Linked DNA regions of Homo sapiens: region 1 is linked to region 2. A link is a loop called in an ENCODE intact Hi-C map of the cell type or tissue named here. Cell type or tissue: chondrocyte. All regions are shown on one strand. Each heading gives the region's core, and the rest is flanking DNA. Links, peaks and the distances in the headings are about the cores only. Region 1 overlaps PLXNA4 (plexin A4). Region 2 overlaps PLXNA4 (plexin A4).

What was found. Peaks named below come from ENCODE experiments on the same cell type or tissue, not always from the same donor. Only the 100,000 strongest peaks of a DNase experiment are listed, where the experiment ranks them.
Region 1: it touches region 2 in a loop (4-fold over the local background); 4 of 110 quality-filtered maps call a loop at or near these places.

The regions. Positions count from the first base shown.
Region 1 is chr7:132,383,084-132,391,419 of GRCh38, reverse strand. All of the region lies in intron 3 of PLXNA4 (plexin A4), which reads left to right. Among named protein-coding and RNA genes, the nearest start is that of PLXNA4-AS1, 35 kb to the right of the region's middle. In chondrocyte, for the core only: no CTCF peak of the experiment used is centred there; a DNase peak (open chromatin) is centred at 5,052.
Region 2 is chr7:132,434,287-132,442,622 of GRCh38, reverse strand. The region is part of intron 3 of PLXNA4 (plexin A4); the gene reads left to right. Among named protein-coding and RNA genes, the nearest start is that of PLXNA4-AS1, 86 kb to the right of the region's middle. In chondrocyte, for the core only: no CTCF peak of the experiment used is centred there; no DNase peak of the experiment used is centred there.

The DNA.
Region 1 (8,336 bases), core at 213-8,212, 51 kb after region 2:
AGTAATTAGAACATATCAGCACAAGCTGTCCCCAGTAACAGAAGACAAATGCAAGGAGTTTCTACTTCTTCTTCAACATGCTTTGCCAGTCACTATGGGGGAGATCGAGTAAGGGAAGGGAAGTGGATTCCCCTAGCCCCAGTTCTCCTGCCCTGAGACTGATGCTGGGCATTGCATTTCCCATGTCACCTACCTGATGCCACCTTGCAGCATGGCCACACACACTCATGCACACACGTGCACATACCTGCTCCTGCCAGCTGCTGGTACCCTTCCGTCCTCCTGGCTGGGCACAGACTCTCCTTTCCACTAATGCTAACTGGCATTGAGGGGAAGCAGAAACTAGATTCCATCATCCCTTTGCTTTACTCGAAAGGGATGGGGCAAAAGGGAAACTCCCTAAGACTGTGATGCTGTGGTATGGGGAGAAGTAACTAGAGTTTGCCCTCTGCGTTCCTTCCCATCCACTGCCTTCTCTGCTTACCGGCTTTTGAGTCACCAGCAAAGAATTTACTGTCTTATTACAGACATCATTTTTCAACATTAGAAGCACAAAAGGAGAACAGAAAGGCCTTAGCCCAGCTCATGCCCAACCAATGTGAGGAAGTACAAGCTCCTTGGGACTTTCAAGGAGTGCAAGTGCCTGCTGAAAGGCAGGGTGGGGCTGGGTGTGTCTCAGGAAACAAGAAGGAGAGTGGTTGGTGGGCAGAAGGGGGCTGGGACTCATGGGGCAGAGAAGAAGCGGGGGCCATGATGTGGCACATCCTGGGGCTTGCTTTGCCAGACAGAGAAGTTAATGATGGCTGTGTTTTCAGTGGGGGCCTTTTCTTTTTTATTGTTATTATTTTTTATTTTTTATACTTTAAGTTCTGGGGTATATATGCAGAACGTGCAGGTTTGTTACATAGGTATACATGTGCCATGGTGGTTTGCTGCACTCATCAACCGGTCATCTACATTAGGTTTTCCCCTAACGCTATCCCTTCCCTAGCCCCCGACCCCCCGACAGGCCCCAGTGTGTGATGTTACCCTCCCTGTGTCCATGTGTTCTCATTGTTCAACTCCCACTTAGGAGTGAGAACGTGCAGTGTTTGGTTTTCTGTTCCTGTGTTAGTTTGCTGAGAATGATGGTTTCCAGCATCATCCATGTCCCTGCAATGGATAGGAACTCATCCTTTTTTATGGCTGCATAGTATTCCATGGTATGTATGGGCCACATTTTCTTTGTCCAGTCTATCATTGATGGGCATTTGGGTTAGTTCCAAGTCTTTGCTATTGTGGACAGTGCCACAGTAAACATACATATGCATGTGTCTTTATAGTAGAATTATTTATAATACTTTGGGTATATACCCAGTGATGGGATTGCTGGGTCAAATGGTATTTCTAGTTCTAGAACCTTGAGGAATCTCCACACTGTCTTTCACAATGGTTGAACTAATTTACACTCCCACCAACAGTGTAAAAGCATTCCTATTTCTCCACATCCTCTCTGGCATCTGTTGTGTCCTGACTTTTTAATTATCACCAATCTAACTGGTGTGAGATGGTATCTTACTGCCCAAAGTAAGTTATAGATTTAATGCTATCCTGATCAGGCTGCCATTGACTTTCTTCACAGAATTGGAAAAAAAACTACTTCAAATTTCTTATGGAATCAAAAAAGAGCCCACATAGCCAAGACAATCCTAAGCAGAAAGAACAAAGCTGGAGGCATCACACTACCTGACTTCAAACTATACTACAAGGCTATAGTAACAAAAACAGCATCGTACCAGTACCAAAACAGATATCTAGACCAATGGAACAGAACAGAAGCCTCAGAAACAATTCCACACATCTACAACCATCTGATCTTTGACAAACCTGACAAAAACAAGCAATAGGGAAAGGATTCCCCATTTAATAAATGGTGTTGGGAAAACTGGCTAGCCATATGCAGAAAGCTGAAACTAGATCCCTTCCTTACACCTTATACAAAAATTAACTCAAGATGGATTCAAGACTTAAATGTAAGACCTAAAACCATGAAAACCCTAGAAGAAAACCTAGGCAATACCATTCAGGACATTGGCATGGGCAAAGACTTCATGACTAAAACACCAAAAGCAATGGCAACAAAAGCCAAAATAGACAACAAATAGGATCTGATTAAACCAAAGAGCTTCTGCACAGCAAAGGAAACTATCATCAGAGTGAACAGGAACCTACAGAATGGGAGAAAATATTTGCAATCTATCCATCTGACAAAGGGCTAGTATCCAGAATCTACAAGAACTTACACAGATTTACAAGAAAAAAAACAACCCAATCAAAAAGTGGGCAAAGGATATGAACAGATACTTCTCAAAAGAAAACATTTATGCATCCAACAAACATATGAAAAAAAGCTCATCATCACTGGTCATCAGTGGGGCCCTTTTCTTTTGAGAATGTTGTCTCTTCCAGCCAGAGCTGTGTGAAGGACACGCCTCTGCTCTGAGCTGCCAGTCATGGCTTGTGGGATTCAGGCTCCTCTCATGTTATGGGACTTGCCAGAAAGAAGCCCTGCTTTGAGGAATAGAATAATGAAGGCTAATGCTTCCTAGAATCTTGTAGAATTGGAAGGGAGGGCTGGCATGAGCCCCAGGCTTGAGCTCATCCCACCCTGAATTCTACAACCCAAAGGTTGAGACAGTTTCTGTCTTATCCACCCTTGAAGCCAATGTAGTCCCAACTTAAGGCCCCAAAGCCTCTTAGGACCCCTGGGAGAAGTAATTGGGTGAAACTCTTCATACGTACTTATCCTTCAAAGAGTTTAACAGCTGGAACCCCTTAGTTGGATTGCTAAAAATACATGGTCAGGACACAGAAAAGACATTAATAAGGAGACCTTTTTTTTTCTGAACCAAAATTGTTAGTTAGGGTAGACTATTACAATACAATAATAAGTACAAAATTATCATCGTGGTGGAATATCTGGTGACTGGGACTAATATGAATGATTGACTTACAAATCATGCATTTTCTTGTTACTCTCAGGCAGGGACACAATGTGGCTGGGTGACTTTGGGCAAGATACTTAACATTGGGGGTCCTCAGTTTCCAGGGTCTCCCCAGCTCTGTGTTTTAGTGATTTGGGGCAGAAGGGGAGAGAACTCCTATGGAAGTCGGATCGAAGTGACAGTCACAGTGCAGGTGAGACAGGAATAGGGAGGACAGGTGTATGGGAGTGCTCCGAAAAGGGAACCAGGGATTGGCTGTACCCCACCTGCACCCTGAGATAGAAGTCTCTTATGAATCTGTACATATTCCTTGTGATTTCCTTTCAGCTGGACTGAGGGGGCTGTGACTACTCTCCTCACTTGTGTGCAGGTTGAATGTTTTAATTAAGATCTGGGCTGCTGGTCGGTGGGAATTGATTGAAGCTGGCCTGCAGTCCCAGACAGAAGCAGAGACATGCCGCGGGAGGGAGGTGCAGAAAGAGACCCCGGGGAGCTTCCAGCCTCTCTGGCTCTATGCTGGAGACAGAGCAGGGTTCAGAGAGCCCTTAATGGCCAAGCAGATTAGGAACATGGTTCCGGCTGAGGGCATAGAGACCTGGTGAATGATAATCAAACTTGCAGCCAGTCAACCAGCTAAGTAGACAAGATCTAAATAAACATCCTGCTGTCTCTGCGTGGGCCGCCCACAATCTCCATTACAGAATCAAGTTGTCTCCTCCAGCACCCTGACCTTGGGCTCTCTGCTTCATCCTGGTGCAATGCCCATTTCCCAATACTGGATTCATAAATGTCTCTCACCCTTTGTGCTCACTCTCCTGGGCTTCCTTTGGATCTGGCAAGTGAGTGCCGTAATTCTCTGGTGGCTTCTGAACCATAGAGTTACCTGGCGACAGATGGGCTATTCAGTTTTCTCAGCTTTTCTTCTTCATTCTTGCCAGTTACTCAACTCCCATAAAACATTTCAGCCTGCAGACCCTGCCAATTTTTACATCCCCCTCTGCTCTCCAACTTAGTTAAGGCACTTCAACGTTGAGTATCTCCTTTACTCAAAGACATCGTGAAGGTTGAGTGGAAAGAAAACATTTATAATCTATTAGCTCAGAAGCCTGGTCTATTCTAGCACATCTCAAACTTTCACATGCATACAAATTGCCTGGGAATTTTATGCAAAGGCAGATTCTTATTCAATAGGTGTGAGGTGGAGCCTGAGATTCTGCATTTCTTGCAAGTTCACAGGTAATGATGATGATCTTGGTCCTTGAACCACACATTGAGTGGCAAGGATCTAGACCAGCGCAATTCAGCATATACTCTGTGAACGAGTTGTTAGTGGCCTGTGCTGAGATAGGTACAGACATTGAGAGTGAGCATTTAGAAATGTATACAGCAACTTGATATTGATGCAACATCCCAGCACATACTCAATGCATTTGTATTTTGCAGCTTCAAGTTTCACTCTTCTAGTAATTTGTTCTTCTAGTATTTGACAAAAGTATCCATCTACAGTAGATGGGAAATTTTACAGAATGGCCCTTCAAAACAATTTGAGAAGCTCTGGCCTATAAGACATGTGATGTGCTTTGCAGTCCCCAAGATTTTCTGATGCTCTGCAGCTTGTGCACAAAAGTGTCCCGTCTTTGGGGACAACCCTGGGGAACATGATCCCTGCTGAGGCTCTCGAGCCAGGTCCCTGGAATATCCTCATCCCACCTGTTTTCCGAGCTCAATGTTTTCTTTCCACGGCAGAATGCTGGGTATTTCAGACGACGGTTTAACGTACCGGGGGTATGCCAGGAAAGGCTGACTAACGAGAGAGGCAGCCAGAGAGCCTCTGAGCATGTGGCCCCAGAGGTGTCCACCCCAAGCCTGGGCAGCCTGTTCCCTTCCCCACTAAGCATGATTTTACTCGAATGTAGTACCACCTGCCCCACTTCTGAGAAAGAAAAAGCTAGGCTGCAAAACAAGCCAGTGAGAAGGCTTCCTGCCTTGCATGCCCACAGGGGAGGGCTGGGTGTTAATGAACCCAAGTGCAGTCATAACAGGAATGAGACCAGCTGGAGCCCGCCCGTGTTTGACCAGCGGTCATTTGGCAGGATCCAGACTGCTGGGGGAGTGGTCAGAGATGCAAACACAGCCCGGTGTTCTCCCTGCAGAGGCTGTCTTTGTTGTTCTTGGACCACTGTGGGCCAGGACTGGTGGGGATGACTCTGGGGACACAGGGCTGGCAGGATTCCTTTCAAACTCATTCTTTTTCTTCCATTTCCCACCTCTGGTGCTTGTTTCAATGCTGGGCAGCTCACGGGGCCCCTCTATCAATGGACTGATTGGTTTTATATTCCCCCCTTCTGAGCTGGAGGTAATCCCTCAAAGATCGCTGCTCTATGGAACATCATGCCATCTTTACTAAATGCTAATTAAGTTTAAAAATCACAGAGAAAAGGGGCTGATATTGAATAACCATGTGTTGAATGATCTTCTTACATCCTTCGGAAATTAGCCACTTCAGCGTTCAAAAACGATGTGATTCCAGCTAGGTTCAGATTTAATTGAGTGGATAGATTTTGATTTGTGCTTATGATTTATTGAATGACCCTAAGCTGCTTTATCTTTTAATTTGTGCAAATTATTAGTGAGGGGCAAGGTTGGCCACAGGAGGACTTGTCACTGAGAATGTGTGTGTGTGTGTGCATCCATGTGTGCATGCGCACGCGTGTGTGTGCGCGCATGCACTTGCATGCTCACCTTTGGATAAAAAGTGATACTTGGTAAGATGGGGCTTTGAGGTTGTTCTTTCAGGGACATAGGTGAGGCATCCTGTCCTGATCATTCCCCTTGCTGTCTAAGACACGTGCCATCATACAGCTTGCTGAGTCAGGTGCCTGGGGCCGGGTGTAACATCCGTGGCCAGGGAACAAAAGTAAAGTTGTTTGGTTGACCCAGGATTTGGACTTCAACTGTGGCCTTGTTAGTTCTGCTCCATAGATATTGAGGCTCTTAATACATTTTGTAATACATATTTACTGTATTTCAGAACTGTAATACATATTTACTGTAAACAGAAAGGAGGAGGGGAATAAGGAGGCTTATGGGCATATCTTGTGCACCATGGTCTAAGTCTGCTAAGGTTTCATCTTTTCCAGATGCCTGGTACCAGCCTCTGCCCTACCCTTGAGCTACAGACGGGACCCCGATCCCACAGAGCAACAGTGACTCTGGAACTCCTGTTCTCCAGCTGTTCATCAAACTGAGAAAAACTTCAGAGCTGTGTAGGCTTATTTAGTGTGTTGTCAGCCTTGGATATTGGAAAATGGAAACAGATGAGACACATCTACCTCCCTGTGACCCCAGCCATACATCATAGCTCATGTCCTGCCACCCCAAGTCCTTAGGGAAAAAAGACTTTGGAGAATGTGTCTCTGCTTAGCTTGGCTAGGTAGTTGGTCTCTTTTCTCTGCCCCAAGCGTCCCATGGGTAATTTTGGACAATGGAGTGTAGGCATGTTTGACTCTTGTGGTGTTATCACTTGTATATGTCAGTGAAACTAACTGATTCTCCCATCGGAATATAGTTATCTCTTGGGCCTGATATATGGTAGGATAACCTTATGCTCATCTGTCCACTTCTGCAGCCAAGTCGCCTGGCCAGTGTGTGTGTGTGTGTGTGTGTGTGTGTGTGTGTGTGTGTGTGTGTATGCTTATCTGTGTTTAAAGGTGTGTGTGCATACACAGGGCAGAGAGGATGGAGCCCACCGTACTGCAGCATCATGTAATTAACTCAGTGCTCAGAACCATCCCAGCCTCTGCGGGAAAGAGAAAAGGAAGCCAACAGTGCCTGATGAGCTGATCATATGTGCAAAAGCTCTGTTGGCATCTGGTCCAGGAGAGCACCCAAAAAAAGTTAATTGGTGTTGTCCAGTCTCCTTTCCTTAAGACTATGGTTACAACAAAGCGTGAGCAGTGTCTCCTGCATGGCCACTATCCAGCACAATTCCATAATTCCCCCATAGAGCCGGTGGGGAGGAGGAGGTGAGTGGCGAAGGAAGTGGAAACACTTGGTGTCATGTGCTCCTATCATTTCTACTAGCTTACTGGGAAATAAAGTGTAGTCAAGAGTGTATGAAGGCAAGATGTAAAATTAGCGACTGGTGCTAATCTGGTTACTTGAAAACAAGTGAAAGTGCTGTAGATTTGTTCTGTTGCTAAGAACCACCACACTAAACCTCGTATAGTTCCTGGAGGATACACAACAGTGTAATTCTCTTTAGGGTGTGCCACAGGTTCCTGGCCTGTGGGAGGGAATGAATCAGGAGGGCTCTTGAGAACCTTCATCTGTGTGCTTGCACTGAAAGTGAGTCCCAAAGCTGGAGATTTAGTGAGAGCAGGCAACCCCTCTGTGTCTCACTGTCCATATTCTGGAGGCAGAGGTTTGTAACAGGCCATGTGCACCTGCATAGGGATGGGTAAAGCAAGGACTTTGAAAGAGTTGAAAAGCATTATAAACAGTTGTTCAGAAATACGTCCCAGGAGTTCCATGTGAAACTGGCTCTGTGTGCATTGAAGCATGGCTGTTGGGAATTCTAACTGGTCCAACACTCCTGCAAAACAATGTGTAAATATTTAGGAAGAAACTTGAAAATAGTCAAATCCTTTGAACTGGTGACAATTTTTTAAAGAATCAATTCTAATTTGTTTCAAGGGTAATAATCACCAAGATACACATTTCAGCATTTATTTAGTCTATCAAAAATTGGAATTGATATATACACTCATTTATAGGAGAATGGTTAGGTAGATTTGGTATATTTATGTAGTCATTGAAAACTTAGTTTATAAAGGCCAATCTTGTAACTGATTCTTGTGTGATAACATTCAGTGAAAAAGCATGAGACAATTAGAAAGCATGATACAATGAATAAAATAAAAACTGGAAAGAGAACCATCAAAATGCTAACAGTAGTTGTGCTTGGAAAATGGGATGAGGTGTGGTTTATTTATTGTTTTCTATTTATTTACATTTTTTCTTAATTTTCTTTAATGAGCATTTATTACTTTTACTTTGGAAAAAATAAATTTTGAAAAATAGAATCCCAGGGAATGCTTTAGGTAGCATTTAAGTCTGAGGGTGAAGATGCTTTGAAATATCCATGTCCAATCCTGGTGTGTGCAGCCAGCCAGCTAATTAACTCAGCAGTGAGGGGGTCTTTTCTCGAGGGGGTCTTTTTTCAAGTGGGCTGTATGGTTTGCTTGGTGGCTTGGCCATCTCACAACACATGCCATGAGTGGGCTTCAGAGAGAGGGAGCATGGATGGAGGGATCAATATGAGCCTTTCCCCACTGCTGGGATAAACCTGAC
Region 2 (8,336 bases), core at 293-8,292:
CTCTGAGTGATAACATTTGGGAGGACAAAGGTCAGCAAAAGAAAAAAGAAAAAGAACAGAAAGAACCCCATGGAGAAGCAGCAGATTGGAATCTAGAAAGAACACGTAGGTGGTGGGGAAAGTTGCCCGTTCGAGAAAAGTAAGAATCTTGAGGCATTCCCAAGAAAAAAGGGAGTGGAAAGGACATCTGTTAAAACTTCTGAAAGTGGGATGGGGGTTGGGAGTTGCCTCATTTCCATCTTTACAGGCTTCTCTTTCTTGTTTCAGTGCTTGCTGGCATCAAGCAGTAACTTCATACGCAACTTATATGCAACCCACAGGCTTATCCCAGCTTTTGGCATCAGGGACCTCTGTGGCCCTGACACAAGAATCCAGGCTAGTGACACTTAGCATGTTCCCTTAATCTCCCACTCTTTGTCCCTGACTGACAACTCATTCTCTGCTCTTTCAGATCTGGATCTGTCTTCTCTTTTTGTCTCTGGAGTGCCTGGGTGTCCCTGAAGGCCACGTGAGATCATTAAGGGCTTGGGGCTCCTCCCAGATAGGGTGAGCACGTGGTTCTCCAGCCTCAGAAGATCTGTGCCCTTGTCTTGCCCCTGACTCTGATCAACTGGTGATTTGAGGTCAGGAGTGTCACTCTTGCATGTGATTTTGACCGAGCATTGGTGGCATGCCACTTCACAAAGCAGTTGGCACTCCTTACCCTGAAGGACTTCTCCAAAGTGAAGCCCCAACAGACCTCTGGCCTCATTAAGCTGAGTCTACCTTTGGGATCATCCTTCTCTGATATTCAGTCTTTGCTGGCCTTGGGCAAATCACTGTTTGTGAGACCTTCATTTCCCTGACTGGCAGCCAAGGAATAGGATTATTATTTGACTGAATAGGTTTTTAAAATGTGTAATGTAAAATAGGTAATGATTTTTAAAAATATAAATATAATGTGAAATGTAAAAAGGCATGAAATAGACTCCGAATGCAGGGTTTAAAAAAGAATTCCATTCATTACTACCTAAAAACACTGAGCTTAGTGCAATGAGCCCATGGAAATGCTAAGTCCTATAGCCTTGGGATCTGTGGGCAATGTCCTGTGCTTCGGAGCGCAACGTGCTCCTAGCTAGGGAACATCAGTGGGGGTTAAGAGAATTTTGTTGTTATTCTCAATTCAATGCAGTGAGCATTTATGGAGGATATATTGTACTCCAGGCACTGTGCTGGACACTGCCACCCAGAAAGAACTCACGATGATCTGAGGAGCTATCAGCCTCCCCTTACTGGTCAATCTTCCAAAATACTAAAAAGGGAAGCATCTTGTCCAAGATCTTATGACAAGTTCGTTGACAAAGGCGAGTTTAAAAATCACCTACCCATCGAATTTACCTTTTGTTGCAATGCAGATCTGATGCAGTCACATGGGGTGGGAGCTAGCAGGCAGAGACTAAGAGTTAGGAGACTTCAGTTCTAGTTCTATTTCTGATGGGAGCTCACCATGCAAAGTTGTGATTTACCATTGGGAGGGACCCAGGGTCTACTGTTCCTATATTATATTTGAGGAAGCTGAGTCTTCAATATCCTAAGCCTTGGTTTTTTCATATGTAAAATGGAAATAATAATACTTACTTTGCATGGATTTTAGCAAATAAAATGTGAAAATAACTATCATATTATTTTGGAAAAATAAGTGCATAGCGGCCTTGACTTTGCTTCTAGAAGCGGATGTTGTCCTGTTCACCAACCTTTTTTGCTCTTCATCCCCTTCTCTACCAGGTGCCCAAGTGAAACCTTATAGATCCCAGCAGGTTTTCTGCCAAGAGAGTCAGATGCAATTTTTAAAAACATTTTACTTGTGGGCAAAAATCCCATAACAGCAGCTAGGCCTTGACCCCTTCTGGTTGACTCTTTTCACAAATAAGTGTTTGATAATCACCTTTCGTGGTAAAATATTTGATTTATTTTATGTCAGTTCTTTGGAGGGCCCTTAAAAAAAACTGCAAAAGCATTCACTAGCAGCTTTAGGGAAGGGGAGGAAAGAACAGGAAGAATTATGAACACACACCCTTAGAATCGTTATCATATTAAACCTGTGTTCCTTGAGAGTACGGATTTTCTGATATAGTTGGATCTCTTGCCTCTGGACAATGAAATTGCTATCCTCTGCCACAGAATAAATTACCTGTCAGGCTCTTTAAAGCAGTTTCAGGATGGTTAGTTTGAAGACAGCAGCCCACGCTGGAGAAGGCAGACGGGGCTGGGTGTGGGGAGAGTATACTTTCAAAAGTTGCTGGTTGCGTGTCGTAGTGTTATTTGCTGTGTCATGTTGATGGGGTGTGATTTGACAGCTGCATGTGAGAGGCAGCAACCTCAAAGAATTGAGAAGCACCTTCCAGGTGTTTGTCTGTGCAACATATGTCTGTGCAAGGCAGGGGGAGGGTAAACCAAGGCTCCCTTTTTCAACACAGAGATCCTGGCATTCTCCTGCAGGTTGAAGCTCAAAATTTGTTTTTGTTGCCTCACTTGTGGGGAAATCGGAGAATGTAATTGACCCTATTATGAAGATAAATTTGTGTTTTATGGCAGCATGGCACAAGCCCACACAGATCACACACACACACATACACACACACACACACTCACACATGCACATGCACACATGTGTGCACATGTGAAATAAGGTTTTCCAATAGCCAGAAGCATTTATCCTAATTCCATAAAGCTTTACAAAGTGCCACACTGCTCATTCACCACTGGGAATTTTTGAGGTCAGGAACCAGGTGCTTCTCTCTCTAGTAGTGCCCTACTCAGCAGGGCCTAGAGGACCATGGGTGCAGAGGAAACTGTCCTAGGGCCTTTAGGGAAAGGGAAAAGAGAGTAGAAATAATTAGGACCGCAAACTTTGGTTGGTCACCTGTTGTGCGAACCTCTGAGTTCAGGTCTTGCTCCTTGAGTTCAGGTCTTGCCCCCTAAACAAGTGGTTTGCAAATGTTTTGGTTCCAAAAGCTATTTGAGCAGCAGAAAATGCCCCTCCTTCTCCCACAAAGATCCCCAGCAAAATGTGTCACCCAAGGTGACTGGGAAGGGTAGCTATGCATGGATATACACATTGTATGTGTATGTGTGTATGCGTATGTATATATATGCATATGTGTGTATATGCATGCACATGTATGTATGGATATATTGTGTATTTGTATATCCATGTGTACCTGTGTGTATACATGTATGTACAATGTGAATCACCAAGTAAATTGCTTGTTCATGTATTCTAAAGTGTAGCTGGCCACACATTCTGAGAGACCAGTTTGCAGATAGCCTGGAGAATTTTCAGAGACCCCCAGGGATGGCTTCATTGGCCGGGGCGGGACTCTATGGTTGCAGAGCCCAAGCAAGGTGGGTTTGTTGCACCTGTGGGCCACGTGTCTGAAGCTCCGGCACCTGCCAGCTGCACTGCAAGTGTCAGGGCAGCTGGATCTGCCTGAGATTATTTTCTGCTTCTCAATTCCCTCCAGGCCTGAGGAAAAAAAAGAGAACTGCAGTTTGTGAATGATACCAGGGCTGCTGAATGAACCAGGGACTGTTGACGTTCTTGCCAATTGTAAAGCACGTTATACACGGTAATAATTGCAGGTTAATACTTGCTGCCTGTGATGGAGTTTAAAAGGGACGTGACAGTTCATCTCAATGTGGGTTGAAGAATTAATACATCCATATGTTTCATATAAACCTGTGAAAGTCCATCGATGACTTACTGTCTAGCAGTGGGCAGTTGATATGGAATAAATCTTTTTGTTTTGATATGTTGACAATCAGCTATAAGGATGATTGAAAAAAAAAGCTATTAGACCAAGAACAGAATTGTCAATATTAAGCACATCTAAAACTCCACAGAGCTGTAATTTTTAAAAACAGCTATTGAGGTGTTAATATGTGCAGGGCATTAGGCTAAGCCAGCCTAATTACCAGCAAGTGGCAAAAATAGAATACTCCCATAGTCTAATATCAAAGTCCTTGCTTTACAATGACACTATGGGATACTTTTAAATATATGTTAGACTAATACTGAGATTATCCAGTTAGAATTATCATCCTATCTTGATATTCAGTGTGTGGTTGAGAAGTTAGCCATTCCCTGTTTAACTGGGTAATATGAACTGTGGCTTTCTTGCAAATAATAATGTTATGTATCTACCTACCCTATTTTTGCTATGTCATTTTAGACCTGAGATCATGGGGAACATCAAATAATAATAAACCAAATTAGTATTTATTGAGCACTTACTACATGCCAGGCCCTATGTCCCGTGCTTTATCATGGATTATGTCATCAAAGCAACCCTATGATAGTTACTTACTGTTATCTACACCTCATAGATGAGGACACTGAAGCTCTAAGTGGTCATATACTCTAAAGCTGGTATTTTAACCAGAATCTGTGGTCCTAACCAACCTTTAACCCAATTTATAAATATGCTTTTGGCATGCTGCGTGCAAACCCACACACATGCTTATACACCTGTAAGTCGTGCTGAGGTTTTCCTGCATAGGGTGTACCAGAGACACACTTCTCAAAAGCTCCATCCTCCCAGAACCACAACCGTACACAACCACACGCTGGATGCAGTTCCTGCCCCTCCTCTTGACTTTCCTTCCGGCCTGGCCTCCACAGAACCCATGGGCGTAATCTTGGCTCAAGTTAATTTCACTTTTCACTCCTCCCACCTCTTCACCTCTCTTTCTCAGTGGAGACAGTGTTTTCCACTTAATGTGGAGGGAATCACATGGGCTTGTCAGGCTGCCCTCTGCAATCACATGACCCTCCTGCTGCTGACAGTCTGCAGTGTGTGTACTCATGTTGCTGTGGTCACCACTTCTGGGTTTTGCTGTATCTTCAGGTGGTGTGTATTTAGTGGTCTGGGGCCAACCTGGGGTGGGAGAAACAAAGGAGAGTTTCACTGAAAATAGGAGAGGCTGAAGAGGCCAATGAGAGTGCAACAAGCTAAGGATCTCTTGGTGCGGAGGGTACAGGGCTGGTGGCTTTTTCTGTTTTTTTTTTTTTTTTCTTTTTTTTCCTCAGATGCAGCTCTCCTTCCATTTGTGATCCCGAGCTTCACATAGTCACATGCACAACCCCCTAACTCTCACACATACACCCACACATCACCAGTGATTGCAGTTTCATTTGTAAGAATGTGTGTGTCTGTGCACGTGCTTGCATGCAAACATGCACACACACGTGTGGTCACATCCCTCCTTGCTAGATTTCTGCCCCTCAGGAGTCAATTTCTTCGGATACTTTAAGGGGTTGCACTTAGGACCACGAAGGGAGGCAGCTGGCACAGGCCTGGACTTTTCAGGATCTTCCTATGCGCCATGTTCTGACTATTGCACTTCTGATTGTCTTTGAAGAGCAAAGTGGATGCCCTGTATTAGTTGGTGTGGCCACTGAATTGGATTCTCTTCTCCAGAGCATCAGCTTGTAGCCATTTTCATCTGAGGACTCAGGGAACAAAGGAAAAGAAAATATAAGGCTGCTCCCTGGGCATGCTCCTTCCCATCCGTGTTTTGGGGCCAAGGTCAACATGGGCATGATCCCTGAGCAAGGCATGTGTATATGGCGATGGAGCATCTGTAGGGCATTGCAGCAGGAAAGCCCAGTCATATCCAAGTCAGATGGTTCCACATGCTCCTGCAGGGGTGGCATCTGAGCTGGCCAATAGTACAAGTGTCCTGGAGCCCTGAAGCAGCCTGCATTGAGTGGGGTATAGCAGCTGTGAAGCCACCAACAGGGACCGCATCCCAGCTTGAGGGAGTGGCTGGGGATTTTAATAGGTCATTCCTAGCTTGCGGCAAACATCTTTCAGCTTCTCCTTTCCTCTCTCTCGCTCACTGACCTTTTCACTATCTCTGTCCTATGCTGATTTTGGGTCTTCCTTGTCTCTTGGCTCAGCAGCCATCACCGAAATTCAGAGCTCTGATTTTCCATGTAGCAACTTGGAGGAGGGGTATGCATAGGGACTTTTCTTTGCATTTCTCCAACGATTGGAAATTGAGGGACAGGTCATCTTGCTTTGATTGGGATCTCCCACTGCATTGGTTCCTTCTGCTGTGTTTCCATTTGCAGTGAAGGTGCAGGTGGAGGAAGGGAATTCCTAAGCTGGCTGGCCCTGTCTCATTGCTCATAATCTATGGGGCAAGGCTTCCGCCGCCTGGCTCCAGGATGGCTGGGCGAAGTAATTATCCTGGATAGTGGCATGGTGTTCGTTGCCATGGCCTTACCTCATCACTCCCCGTTTTTCACTCTAGCTGCTTAAAATATAAACCAGACCCATTGTCCCCATAGACGGACTCCCTTCAGAGTTGGACGGAGTGTGCAGCATGTCATATGTCATCTGATTTGCAGCGTGTTTGGGTGATTGCCAGATGAATACAGGAAGAAGGAGAGTGCAGCCTGGAGTATGCAGGGAGATGTGTGGCTTTCCAGGGACAGAGTCTCCAGGCTGACACCTGACCCAGCAGGTGACTTTGACAAGTTGCCAGCCTCTGAGGTCTCATATGTGGATTGGAAGAAAACCTAGAAGTCACCCATCATTTTCTGGGAACTGGAGAAGTCTGTGAGGAGCAGGGTTCGGGGGTGCCCCTAAGCCAGAAACCTCTAATTTAGAGAATATTAGTACTATTGTTCTTTCTATCCCAACAATTTGCTGAGAAATTGTTGGAAGCTGCTGGTACCTACTGGCTGGCTGCTGACCCTGGCCTTTGCCTCACAGGGGTTATCCTTGGACTACAAAGCTTAGAGCTTTGTAGGGGAAGAGAGAAGAGAGGAAGCGGGTACTCCAATGTGTAGGAAGGGGAAGGGAGATGGGCTCAGTGGACGTGCTGTGGATGGTCACACTCACGCTGGCTACAGCCTGTCATGCGTCTCATGGGTGCTCACAGGCTCACCAACACAAAGACAAGTGTTGCCGAACACAGGTGGCCCCAGCAAACATCCACAGACAACCCCCCGGATGTCCGGCTGTATCTCTGACTCCTTCCTTTCACTTTCCACTTTCTTCAACACTCCTCATTGTTCTTTCTCACCTCCCCTGTGAGCCTCACCCCTCCTTTGCCCTCTGTTCTCTTTGTAGGAGATTGGGGTGGTTGGAGGATGGTGGTGGTCCTCCAGGCTGCTTGGGAGCCCCGTGGCTGGAGGCCATTTCTGGGTCTGCAGGCTCCATCCACGGGGCCGATTAGAACAGGCTGCAGTCTGAGCAACTGTATTAAGTAGTGGTTGTCATGGAAACAGGGCTCTTGATGTTGTCTAGATTCCAGAATCTCTCCCCCCTCCCCACCTTGGTTATTTTCTTTCCTCCCTTGTTTTTTCCCCTGGGGCTATGGGTACGTGTTCAGTAGGAGTTTGTGGACCCGCAGCTGACACTGAAGACTGCAGATCTCAGCCGGCTCCATGATGCCACCATTCTAAATGAGGACGTGGGTCTGTGTGGCCAGGAAGCCCGAGGCGAGGCAAACATACTTCCTGCTCGAGTCCTAGAGATATAGGCTGATGTGTCCAGATGCCAGAAGCGCAGACTGACTCCCCAACAAGTGTCCTTTATGCATAAAGAAGGGCTGGGGAGAGATGGAACAGACTGGGAACTTGGATCTCAGCCCTGTGTCTCTTCCCAGGGTGGCCCCAGAGCAGAGACCTGGAAAGAGGTGTTGAGCCTCTGGACTTGGGTTCCTCATCCTGGGTGAAAAATTAGAGTGGGGACTTTGGTAAATCCCTGGCAAGGCTAGTGTTTCATCCACACAAGAGACTAATCCTCTAACTCTCTACATCTGTACCCGTCAAGGCTGTGCCAGCTTATGCAGCTGAAGGTGGTCAGAGCAAAGTGGAGCTCACCGTTCCACACTTAGGATAACATCATTCATGGTCTGTGTGCCTTGGTGTCCCCAAATGAGGCAAGATGGGGTTCATGTTCTTTCATCTGACTACGTTTCATCCCAAAGATGTTATGTGGCTAAAAAGAGATAGCAGATGGCAAGCTCCTTGGAAAGAAGCAAGTATTATACAAAGAAAGCAATAGTTGTAGTCAGGAATCTACTTTAAGATAGACTTGAAACAGCATGACTTAAGAAAAGCCACAAACTGGTTTGTGTCTTGAGGGAATCTGAACTTCTAAGTCTGAATTTTGCTAAACATCAGGGAGAGACAGGATAGCATGCACAGAGTGTTCACCTACCTCTCTGCCCTCCTTGCCTCCCACCCTGGGCAGCTGGGACAGGCATGGCAGAGATGCCAACCAAGATGGATAAGGTGAGCTGGGCCCCAGGGACAGCAATGTGGGTACACTACGGTGGCC